2 separate regions of the Homo sapiens genome follow, and region 2 is linked to region 1. A link is a loop called in an ENCODE intact Hi-C map of the cell type or tissue named here. Cell type or tissue: mammary epithelial cell. All regions are shown on one strand. Links, peaks and the distances in the headings refer to the core of each region. The heading gives the core; the rest is flanking DNA. Region 1 overlaps SLC17A6-DT (SLC17A6 divergent transcript). Region 2 overlaps LINC01495 (long intergenic non-protein coding RNA 1495).

Region 1 (5,393 bases), core at 260-5,259:
CTACTGAAATACCAATATACTGATGAAATATGTGGCTATACCTTGTGCTTGCCAACAAATTGTAATTGATAATTTAAAGATTTATTTTTAAAAAGATTTATTTTAATTTACATATATTCCATTCAAATCTTATTTTATTTTTCTTTGTATGTCCTTCTCCTAAAGCATAAATTTTGAAAGACATTCATGTAAGAGTTTTGGCTTTATATATACAGGTACAGCATCAATGAATTTATCTCATTAAGCAAGCAAGAAAACTGCTAGATTAATGTAAATTATTAATCTCTTTCACATGAATCACAAACTTCTTAAGTACAATTCAGGCCAATGCTTACAGAACAGACTGGCCTTGAACCACATTTTCAAGGTCAAAACCTTGGATGTCACATAAGCCAACAGAGGGAGTCAATTTTACTTAGGATCCTGAGACAAAATCTCAAAAATATGGATCTAAATTGAGAATCAAATAAGAATATTACCTGAATAGTTCAAATGATATAATGGCTATGTATTCACTGAATGGATAGCTGGAAAAAAATGTCAAAGTAGCTAAAACCATCTGCCATTATTAAGTTTGATAGTTGTCAAATTATTTCCATTGTGAAATATAATAAAGAAAAGGATAATGAAGACATTTTTATCTTTTTTGATAAATTTGTGTTAAAATATGTATCTTCAATAAAACAGTGAATTTAATTTTTCTCTAAAACCATGGGATGCCTCAGAATACTATCTATTTCTCAAGATCAAGTATAAGGAGACAAAAAAAAAACCCTCATTAAACTATTTCCTTGCAAAAAAAAAAAGAAAAGAAAAAGATTAAAAGATTCAAGCTATTCAGGACTTGACTTATCTAGGTGTTTTCAAAATATCTGTATTTTTCAAATCTTTAATAACTAAGTTCATTAAATTATATTTATTTAGAGATATTAATGATTTTGGAATTCTGGGAAGTTATACAAAAAAATAGAATTTACAACAAATATTTGTGAAGCTGGGGTGATGATATGTAAATGATTTTCCTAAGCACTCCAGCTTAAGTTGCACCACAAATGACTAGAGATCTATCTAAACCATCAGTAAACATGATAGCTAAGTCTCCAATACACAAATATGAGGGGACACTAAGCAATATAAATCCAACACAAAAGCATTGTTTTTAAACAGTTATATTCACCTTTATTGAAATGAATGTCATCCTCCTCTCTCTTCCACTCTCTTGATAATAGGGTGAGCAACTGAATCAGAATAACTGGTAATATTGATTTACTCATTCTAAAAATATTCATTGAGTGTCAAGAATAATACTAGATCTGGGAATTCTCCCTGAAATATCTCACAAGCTACTTGGGAGATAGACACAAAAATACAATTTCAAACAATTATGGGTGAAATTACACAAGTTAAATAACCCAGCCCGGGAGTGAAAATGTCCAGAATATATTTCAAGAGACAATGTTTTCTTGTCTGTCTTAATAGTTAAAAGAAATGTAGTTCTATAAAGATGATGGCAGCCCAGTGGAGTTTGGCAGGGTGGAGTGGTGGTATTTGGATAGCACCCTAGCCAGAAGGGGTGTATTTAATGGTATTTTCATAAACAATGAAAAATGTTATGTGTGGAAAATTACAAGAAACGTTACTAGACCACCTGCGACTGAAGAATGTCATTTAGGCTGGCTTTAAACCCATAGCTGCTCCCAGTGTAAGAAACATATATTCAGACACCATTTGCTAACCCAACAGATTTTCTTCATGAGTGGACACAAATTGCAAACGCTGAACGTGTACTTTTGCAGCCCTAAATTCATCAGATTTATCTTTATGCAAAGAAACACTAGTAGTTATATGTAAGATATTAATTTAAGCATATCAGAAAAGGCTTCCTTTCTCTTGACACCCTCCTTTATCCCCAATAACTTACATCCAATTATAACAAGTCCTGAATTGCATTATTAGACCACTTTTCTTCTAGGGGAAGAATTGTCCCTCTTGTCAAGAACTGTTAACAATAAAAGGAGAAGTTTTCACTGAATATAACTAATATAATATGTGTGCAATATTACAATTTATGAGTAGCTTTTATTTACATGATAAACGTATTTATTCCTTATAATTATTCCTTAAACTAAAATAGTTGTATTCCCATGTTATTGAGGAGGAAAGTGAGATTTAGTAATTACCTGAAGTCATGTAACTGGTGATGAGAAAACAGCTCAGGTTAGAGGAGTTTCTCACAGTTTAAGGTCTTGTTAAAATACAGATTCTGATTCAATAGGTCTAGAGTGGTGCCCAAGATTCAACCACTGTAACACGTTTCTACAACTGCTTGCCTAAGGATCACATTTTGAACATCAACATCTCGGAGTATGAAATGTGAAATCAGTTTACCTGAGTTTGGGTCCTGGTTCCACTGATTATCATCTCTGCAATTTTGTATCAATCATCGAACACTAATAAGCCAGTTTGCTTACTGGCACAAATGAAGGCTTGTATCGTGTGGTTTCTATTATCCTTTCTGCTTGTAAAATTTTATGCCTTTTCATGACTTTAGATGAAAAGTCTTTAGATGTAAAAAGATGTAAAACTTATTTTCTTTTGTTTCTCCCATCCTAAGTTTTTTTTATTATATTTGAGTTAAATGATTAATAATAAACTGAAAAAATACTAATATGTAGAAATGTGCTTTCTGAAAGTTCTTTTTACATATTTAAAGAAGAGTTACCTTATTTGTTGTTTCACTATATGTATACACTGAGTTTTATAAGCAATTGTTTAAATAATTGTATCCATACTATTTTTCAAGATGTACATAAGGTATTAGCCAACAGCAATGTAATAGGTTTCTATTTGTTTATATCCCTGTGGGAGGAAATACTTTTGAGTAATCATTTAAATGTCTTGCAAATGTTGCCCTCTGGTGGAAGGATATGTTAATATTTTAGAGACAATTGTGGTCCTTAATTATGCAATTACACCTACTGTTTTCTCTCTCTTTCTTCTTTCTTTCTCTTTCTTTCTTTCTTTCTTTCTTTCTTTCTTTCTTTCTTTCTCTCTTTCTTTCTTCTTTCTTCTTTTGGATATTTGTTAAATTAAATCTACATCTGAAACTATAAAGTCTTTTTTGTGGGCAACACATTTGCAGTTGTCTTAGTACTAAATGTATTTAGAAATAAGTTGATTGAGAATCCCCCAGTTAACCAAAAAACTAGTACTAAAGGAAACTTCACTGTATTAAGATTTAGTAATGGTGTGGTAATCACATAGGTAAAAATGATATACAATAGAATAAATTGTGATAATTTTATAAATATTTTGAAATAGTAACATAAATTTGATGTTTTGCTCCCTATTACCAAAAATACAAACATGTTTTAAAGGCATTCTATTTAAGATCATTCAAAAACTATTTCTGTGGTATTTTTAAGGCAAACTGATTTTTAAGAAATACCTCAAGTACATACCTCAAGGTGGTGGTGTGCATCTGTAGTCCCAGTTACTAGGAAGGCAGAAGTGGGAGGATTGCTGGAACCCAGAAGTTTGAAGTGCATCTGGGAAATATACCCAGACCCCACCTCAAAAAGAGAAAAACGAACCTTAAGGTGACTGTTTCTGAGGCTATTTTGAATGCAACATCTTCAGTTTATTATTTCAAAAAATATTCACTCAATAGGTATTTTTATCTACTGTTGGCTAGGCCCTTTTCTGGGATATAGTAAATAAATGGACTCAATACAGTTTTATAGCTTTTTATATTATATGTAGAGAGTGGACATTCCTAAAGACAAAACTGCTTTGAAAAGCTTTTTTACAGTATGGCTTTATTTGACTTTGAATTCCTAAGTAAATGTTCAGCCTAATAATTACACACTTCTTTCAGTTCGAAGCTATACAAATAAGCCCTAGAATTCATCTGTGACTTTTTTCTTACCAAGGGTTTTTAAGCAGACAATTTTTAGTTCAGCTTTATTTGATTTTACTTTGCAGTGTTAGCCTCAGAGACAATTTCTAAGAAATTATCATTATATAATTTCCTTAGAGCTGGAAAGAGAAGAAATAATTCAGTTTGTCTTAAAAACGACAATCTGTGCACATAGCCCAATACTTTACACTGCTATATTTAGTGGCCTGGTGTAAGACGTCTTTTGACTTCTCTGTGAACTGTCTGATTAAAAAACTGGAAGCAGGAAGTATTAAATAAGCCTATATTGTTACCTCAAACATATATTTTAATTACCAAAAACACATGTATGTAGTCATATATGCAATGTTTCCTTTTCTCTGTGCATCTACTCTGTATTTATAATTTACAATGAGAAAAGTGTATACATCTTATTCTACCCTTTTATTTCTGCATTAATGGGAGAAAATAGCCTTAATTCACTACAGGCCATTGTGCCTTGGGAAAATTAAGATTTTAAAGTGAATGGAGAACAAATGCTGCTCCTCTAATGCCAGAAAAATATTTCTAACTTTGAATTCCACACTATACACGTAGAGCAACATGATAAATTACAGAAAGACTTTGAAAGCATCAGTGTCTTCAACTCTAAAAAAAATTCTTAAAGTAAAAGTTTTAATTGTATACAGAAAGTTTGAGAAAAATCTAAGAATAGAAAAGAACTGCAAATCTGTAAAGGAAGTAAAATAAATATACACTTCAGTATGAAGGAGATCAAGGCAGAGACCACCAGGACGTACGGTGTTTTACAGATAAATAAATAAATTGAATGACATGACAAAACATACCTAATTGAAATGTCTATCTAGGTCCCATAGGGATCCTATTTTGCCTTTACCATCCTAGATTACTGATTCTCTTCCTTTGGCTGCCATACATTTTGTTGTCACAAATGGTAAAATACCATCTTCTTTGAAGGAAGGCTTCTAATATTATTGAAATTTCCCACTTGGCTATTAGCATCTAGGAAGTTTCTGTTTAATTTCACACTATTTTCTAAGTTACTTACTCTACTAGAGGCAGAGGGTGGGATGGTTTCTACTTCTATAACATTTAGGGTAAAATTTTCCAAAGCAAAAAATCTAAATACATAGTTTTGGAATAGAACAGAACATAAAAGATCCAGAATATTTCACCGCTGTAAGCACAAGCTAATTATAATTTTGAAGAGGTAAAAAAATATATACAATAGTAGTCACTATTAATATTTCCTAACTGCTGCCCGCTAGTGGTAAAAACGAAAAATATTTATTTGAGTTAAAAGGCAGACCTACAACATTGACTTAAATCATTTGAAAATCAGTGGGTAAACATGCTTCCCATGATATTAACATTGTATGTGGCCTTTTTTCCTAGTACAAAGAAGAAAAGGTTGCTGATAAATCACTGAAAAAGCGTGCCACCACTTATTCTTTTGTGCCTGCTTGTGGACTTA
Region 2 (5,393 bases), core at 90-5,089, 140 kb before region 1:
CCACTTCCATCTTCAGGCTAAGGCAATGGAAATTGAAACTCAAAATGATTTTTTTTTTTCTGAAACTGAATATAAGTCTGAAGGATTCTAGAAATATATATATATATATTCTCTTGTGTTCAATGTACTCTATTCATTGAGTCTAAGAATTCCTTGAGAGCCAGGGGGTTATTTATTTATGGTATTCTTTTCAGCCTCCTACTGTAATGTCCAGCATGTGTTATGTGCCCATTAAAGGCCAATTGAATTTAAACAAGGAGCACCATTTCTTAAAATTCTCAACAGTAAGGCTACAAGTACAAGAAAAATATACTTTATTTTCTAGCCATATCAAAGCTTTGCTTACTCAGATTTTTTTTTCCATTATTTTGCATAACCAAGATTTTACTGAAGTAAAATAACCCATTAAATAAAATCAGTTTCTCTTGCAAGCTAACATTTTTCATTTTGCTTCACATTTTCATTAGTAGCCTTAAAGTATGCTATTTTAAATATATTATTGATATAAACTTATATATTTAAAACTGAATATATTACCATGTTTATCTTGCTATTTGCTGGACATCTTAACAAGTAAACTTGATTCATTTTCAAGCTTTTGAGTGAAAATGTTCTTGCAACTGCTAGTTGATCTTGGGTGAATCAGGACTAGCTCCCACAATTAACTTCTCAGGTTTTAAATCTGTCAAAGAGAAACTGCAAATGATTTAATGTCTGGAAGAATGTCAGTGTCCACTGTATCATGATCTGCTAGTAAGCAACCTCAGTTCCTGTTCCTGGTTCCAGTTGAGGTTAAAATGAAACTTTCTGGATCTGCTTCTAAATGTTCTCTATTTTCAGAGAGAAGAACTACTAAATGATTGACATCTCAGTTGGCTCCGTAACTGATATATTTCAAACTGTGTGTTGAATTTAACTTATTGCTTTACCTTTACAAATTTAATAAAATTTAAAAATCCCTTGAAAAGTAAGTTTAGATTTTCTCATTATTGGGTTACTTGACATAGAATAAGGAAAATAAAATATTTTTATCTGTTTCAAACAAATGAAGATATAAAAGATGCTGCCATATTTTCCCTGGCTTATCATGTAGTTGCTGTTATACAAAGAGGAATGAATTCATCATCAAACATCTGTACTTCAATGTCAACATGTGGTTCAATAGCAAACAAGTGATTCCATGATTTAAATGAAGAGCTAGCGGGTTTGAATTTTATGTTGAATCAGTTTCTAGAATTTCTTCTAAAATTTGAGCCAACAATTCTGGGAAAATCATCTGCGATAAGTGATAAAGATAATATTTCATTGTTGTTGTTTGTTTGGTTTATTTGTTTGTTTGAAAGACATCCTGGGATTCCTGAGGAACATAAAGCAGCCAGAGTCACTATCACATCAGGCTGGGATTCTTTAGCTCTAATGCCAGTCCAGATCACTGTTGAAGCATTCTCACCACAGGTTCCTCTCTTGTTAAAGTGGCAATTTGAATATTGCCTCCAAACCTTTTGTTTTAATTATTAAATAAAATTGCCCAGAGAGATTTTTTGTTGTTGCTGTCAGACTTTATATCAGGTAGGCTGTATTCTCTGCATTCCCTGAAACATTTCGATATCTCAACAATCAGCTACTTGGTTGCCTGTCAGTTTCTTAAGAAGGACAGTCACATGTCACAAGAGAATTCAGCCAGGTATAAACAGACAATGAAATCAAAGCTGTACCAACCATTCCACTGTAGAATCAAGGACTTTAAGAAGTTTCAGGGACCGTCTAGTCCAATATTTCATTTTACAGATGAAAAATTCCGAAGGTCACGTTGGCTCAAGACTTTTTAAAGATCATAGCGTTTACTAGCAGGTACATCTTCTGGCTCCTAGATTTGTTCATCCTAAATCTCGTAGTTTAGTCCTCAGATCTTCTCGTCGCCATTCTTGTATCCTCCTGTGAAGGACTAGCAACTTCCAGACTTCTTTTTCATATGGCTCCTGCTGGTTTAGGCCACTGGGAGGCACTGGTGGAGGACTAGAGGACTAGAGGAAGAAAGAAGCAAACAGTGTCTTAACAATGTCTGTACATGATAATGACATAATATTGTATTTTTCATCTATGAGTATGATTCGAAAATCAAGATTTAATCTTTTCATCACAGATGGAAAATTTCAATGTTTCAAGGGGCTGGTTAGGTCACATAGATGAATAAAGCAGGCACAGTAGACACCATGGAGAATGCTCAGCCTATCTAGAGAAGATGAACTAACACACAGCTCCAGAAAACTACTGCCCTGTGAAAAGCTGGCCTATGCTGCTGACTTCTCTGAATTTTTCATTGAAAGGAAACACCTAGAACTGCATGTGAAATTTTCTTTTTTCTAAGTGATAGAAAGCATTTCAATTTTTAAAAACCACTATATGGCCCAAATGCAATTTAACTGTGAGAGAAATCTGGCAGGCAGTTTATGATTCTGGCTTTGGAACAACAGCTCACCTCTAGGGAGGAAAAGTACATTTAAATATTCACCATGAAGTGCAGGGTTAAAGCACTCACCAGAGTACTTCCTTTCCCCCACTGCCCTGCACATCTAATATGTGGTTATTTCAAATAATCATTCTATCTTGCTACAACATCTTAACATAGCTGCTTAAATATTGTACTTTACTTAGTGTATTTAAACACAGACTAAGCATGAGCATACAGAGTTTCGGGGAGTTAAAAGGGCAACACTTGATAAAGACCATTAAACTGAGTTGCCAAAAAAACCAAACAAATGCGTTGTAAGTACATGGCATACCTTCCGTTATTATCTACAAATAAACCCTGGTAATGAGGTTTGGGATTCCTCTCAGCTGCATGTTGATGATAGATTCTCTGTGGAACTGACTCTAACCCATTAAGCAAGCTTGTTCCTGCCACCATGGCTGTTAATTTGACAAGACACTGTCACATTAAGTAGAACAAACATGTTTTTGCCCAGTCAGCCATCCAGAACCAACATGGCTGTTACTCTAACAACTGGATATTGATTGGAATCACTCACCCCTTCTGACCCTCCACTGGGAGGTGGAGACCAGGCTCAAGCTGACTGAAGATTTGCCTCATTGGCACACATGGGTAGCATATTAAGGATAGCCACAAATTTTAAACCATTTAGCTCCTTGTCATGTTCAACCTTCAGGCACTGTCTGGTTCTCAGTTTCTTCAGTGGAGCGATAGGCTCCCAATAAATCATTGTTTATTAATTTTATAGATCTACACATCCATTGGTGAGGATGAATTTGTGCTGTTTTAGCATTTACAACTTCATTAATGCAAAACATCATAAGGCACAAAAAGAAATTTTACAAGAAGTCCAAAAGATAAAAAATTAAAAATTTTTGAATTCTAAAAGGTAGGATGGAGTCTTCCCTCTCTTTTTAATCTATGTGATTGAGAGACAGCCACTTAGTTTTTGAATGACCAATCCATTTAACCCAGATATAATCGTAAAAGACTGTAAATCAAGCTTACTGAAAATAGAAATGATATTTACCTGATGTTAACTGTTTTTAATCTGGCTATTTTTAACCTGCTTATTAATATGGGTACCTAACATTTAGCAGAGATTGCTTTTCACTCAGTCATTCATTTACCACAGATAAATTTTAACATGTGAAATTGCTGGGGTATCATTTACCTGTGTCTGTGTGTCAATCTCGGCATATGTTAGGCCCTGCTCTGTTCACTAAACTTCATATTCGTGAGAGAATCCCATGGTTGAAAAGGACCTTAAAGGACATTTAATCAAATTGTTCACCAGACTCCCTTGCCTGCTCTGGAACAGTCTCAAGAAGTGGGCATCCAATGTTTGCTTGAACACCTCCAGTATCGGTAAACTCATTAAACTCATAACTACCTGGAGAATTCTATTAAAATATTAGACATAAATCCTCCGTTTTTCTAGTGTAGGTCAAATCCTTCTTCTGCAGGAAAGTCATTCAAATATCCAAAAATAGTAACGGTGGTCTCTTTCTGTCTTCTTCAAGAGATATGGTTTGGATTTATGTCCTCACCCAAGTCTCATGTCAAATTGTAATCCCCAGTGTTGGAGATGGGGCCTGGTAGGAGGTGATTGGATCATGGGGGCAGATTTCCTGCTTTGATGCTGTAGAGTTCTCATGAGATCCGGGTTTTTAAAAGCGTGTGGCACCTCCTCACATCTCTCTTCTGCTCCAGCCATGTGAAGTGCATGGCTCCTTCCCTGCCTTCCGCCATGATTGTAAGTTCCCTGAGACCTTCCCAGAAGCTGATGCTGCTATGCTTCCTGCACAGCCTGCAGCACCATGAGCCAATTAAACCTATTTTCTTTGTAAGTTACACAGTTTCAAGTATTTCTTTATAGCAATGTGAGAATGAACTAATACACCCAGCTAAACACCTCAGTTCTTTGAACTATTTATCTTATAGCAGCTGTCTGCAAACTGTGATCCAAGAGCTGTATCCAGCCTTTCACCTGTTTTTGTAAATAAAGTTTTATTAGAACATGTCCATTCAATTACATATTTTCTAAGCTGCTTTTATACTAGAATGGCAGAATTGACTAGCTGTGAGAGAGAGTGTACAGCCCCAAAATATTGAATAACCTGGCCCTTTAAAAAATAGTTTGTTGGCCACTGTCTCATACCATAGTGTGTCAAGAACCCTTGTCATCTGTATTCTGGATGTCTTTCAGTTTTTCACTACTGCTGTAAGACTGTGACCTGCAAAACTTGAGAAGCTTGTATCAATTGTTCTGGATATGTTTTCTATTAATGCAGAGAAAAGTCCTTTGGCTTACAAAAATTCTCCATCCTAAAGCACAAAGAAATCCTCAGTTAAACCATTGAGATTAGCCTCATTTATAACAGAAAATATAAATTTTTGCTGTTTTTCTCCAAGTGTATTCTTATTTTATTGTTCCATCATTGCTTTAAAATATACTTTTGAGTACCTGTTATTGCAGAGCATTGTTCTAGACACTACATAAAATACTAAATAAGACAGAGTCCTTCCCAAAAGAGTTTGCATCTGGTTGTATGGAGGAAAAATTTATAAAATAACTGATATATTTGGGGTTTTAAAAATCTCCCTTCACTAGCTTATCAGCTCCATAAGGTCAGGCTGCTTTGTCTGCTTGGCTCTATAATGTCTCGCCAGTGCCTAGAATGGTGCTTGGCACATGGTAAATTATCAGTAAATATTTGTGGGATGAGGGAAATGATTAGAAGAGGGAGACAAAATATAATAAAATATTAAATTATGTGATAAAGACTATACAAAAAACAGGAACCCTGGGAAGAAATAGATCAGCATGGTCTGGACATAGAGCTGGATGGAAACTTCATCATGGAATCTAACTTCTCCTTTAAAAATAATTATCTCTTTT

The links. A loop is a pair of places that touch in the nucleus more often than their neighbours do. Peaks named below come from ENCODE experiments on the same cell type or tissue, not always from the same donor. Only the 100,000 strongest peaks of a DNase experiment are listed, where the experiment ranks them.
Region 2: it touches region 1 in a loop (21-fold over the local background); 4 of 110 quality-filtered maps call a loop at or near these places.

What each region holds. Positions count from the first base shown.
Region 1 is chr11:22,331,768-22,337,160 of GRCh38, reverse strand. All of the region lies in intron 1 of SLC17A6-DT (SLC17A6 divergent transcript), which reads left to right. Among named protein-coding and RNA genes, the nearest start is that of SLC17A6-DT, 3.8 kb to the left of the region's middle. In mammary epithelial cell, for the core only: CTCF peaks have their summits at 2,927 (motif pointing left) and 5,189 (motif pointing left); no DNase peak of the experiment used is centred there.
Region 2 is chr11:22,469,104-22,474,496 of GRCh38, reverse strand. The region is part of intron 2 of LINC01495 (long intergenic non-protein coding RNA 1495); the gene reads left to right. Among named protein-coding and RNA genes, the nearest start is that of LINC01495, 20 kb to the left of the region's middle. In mammary epithelial cell, for the core only: a CTCF peak has its summit at 1,992 (motif pointing right); no DNase peak of the experiment used is centred there.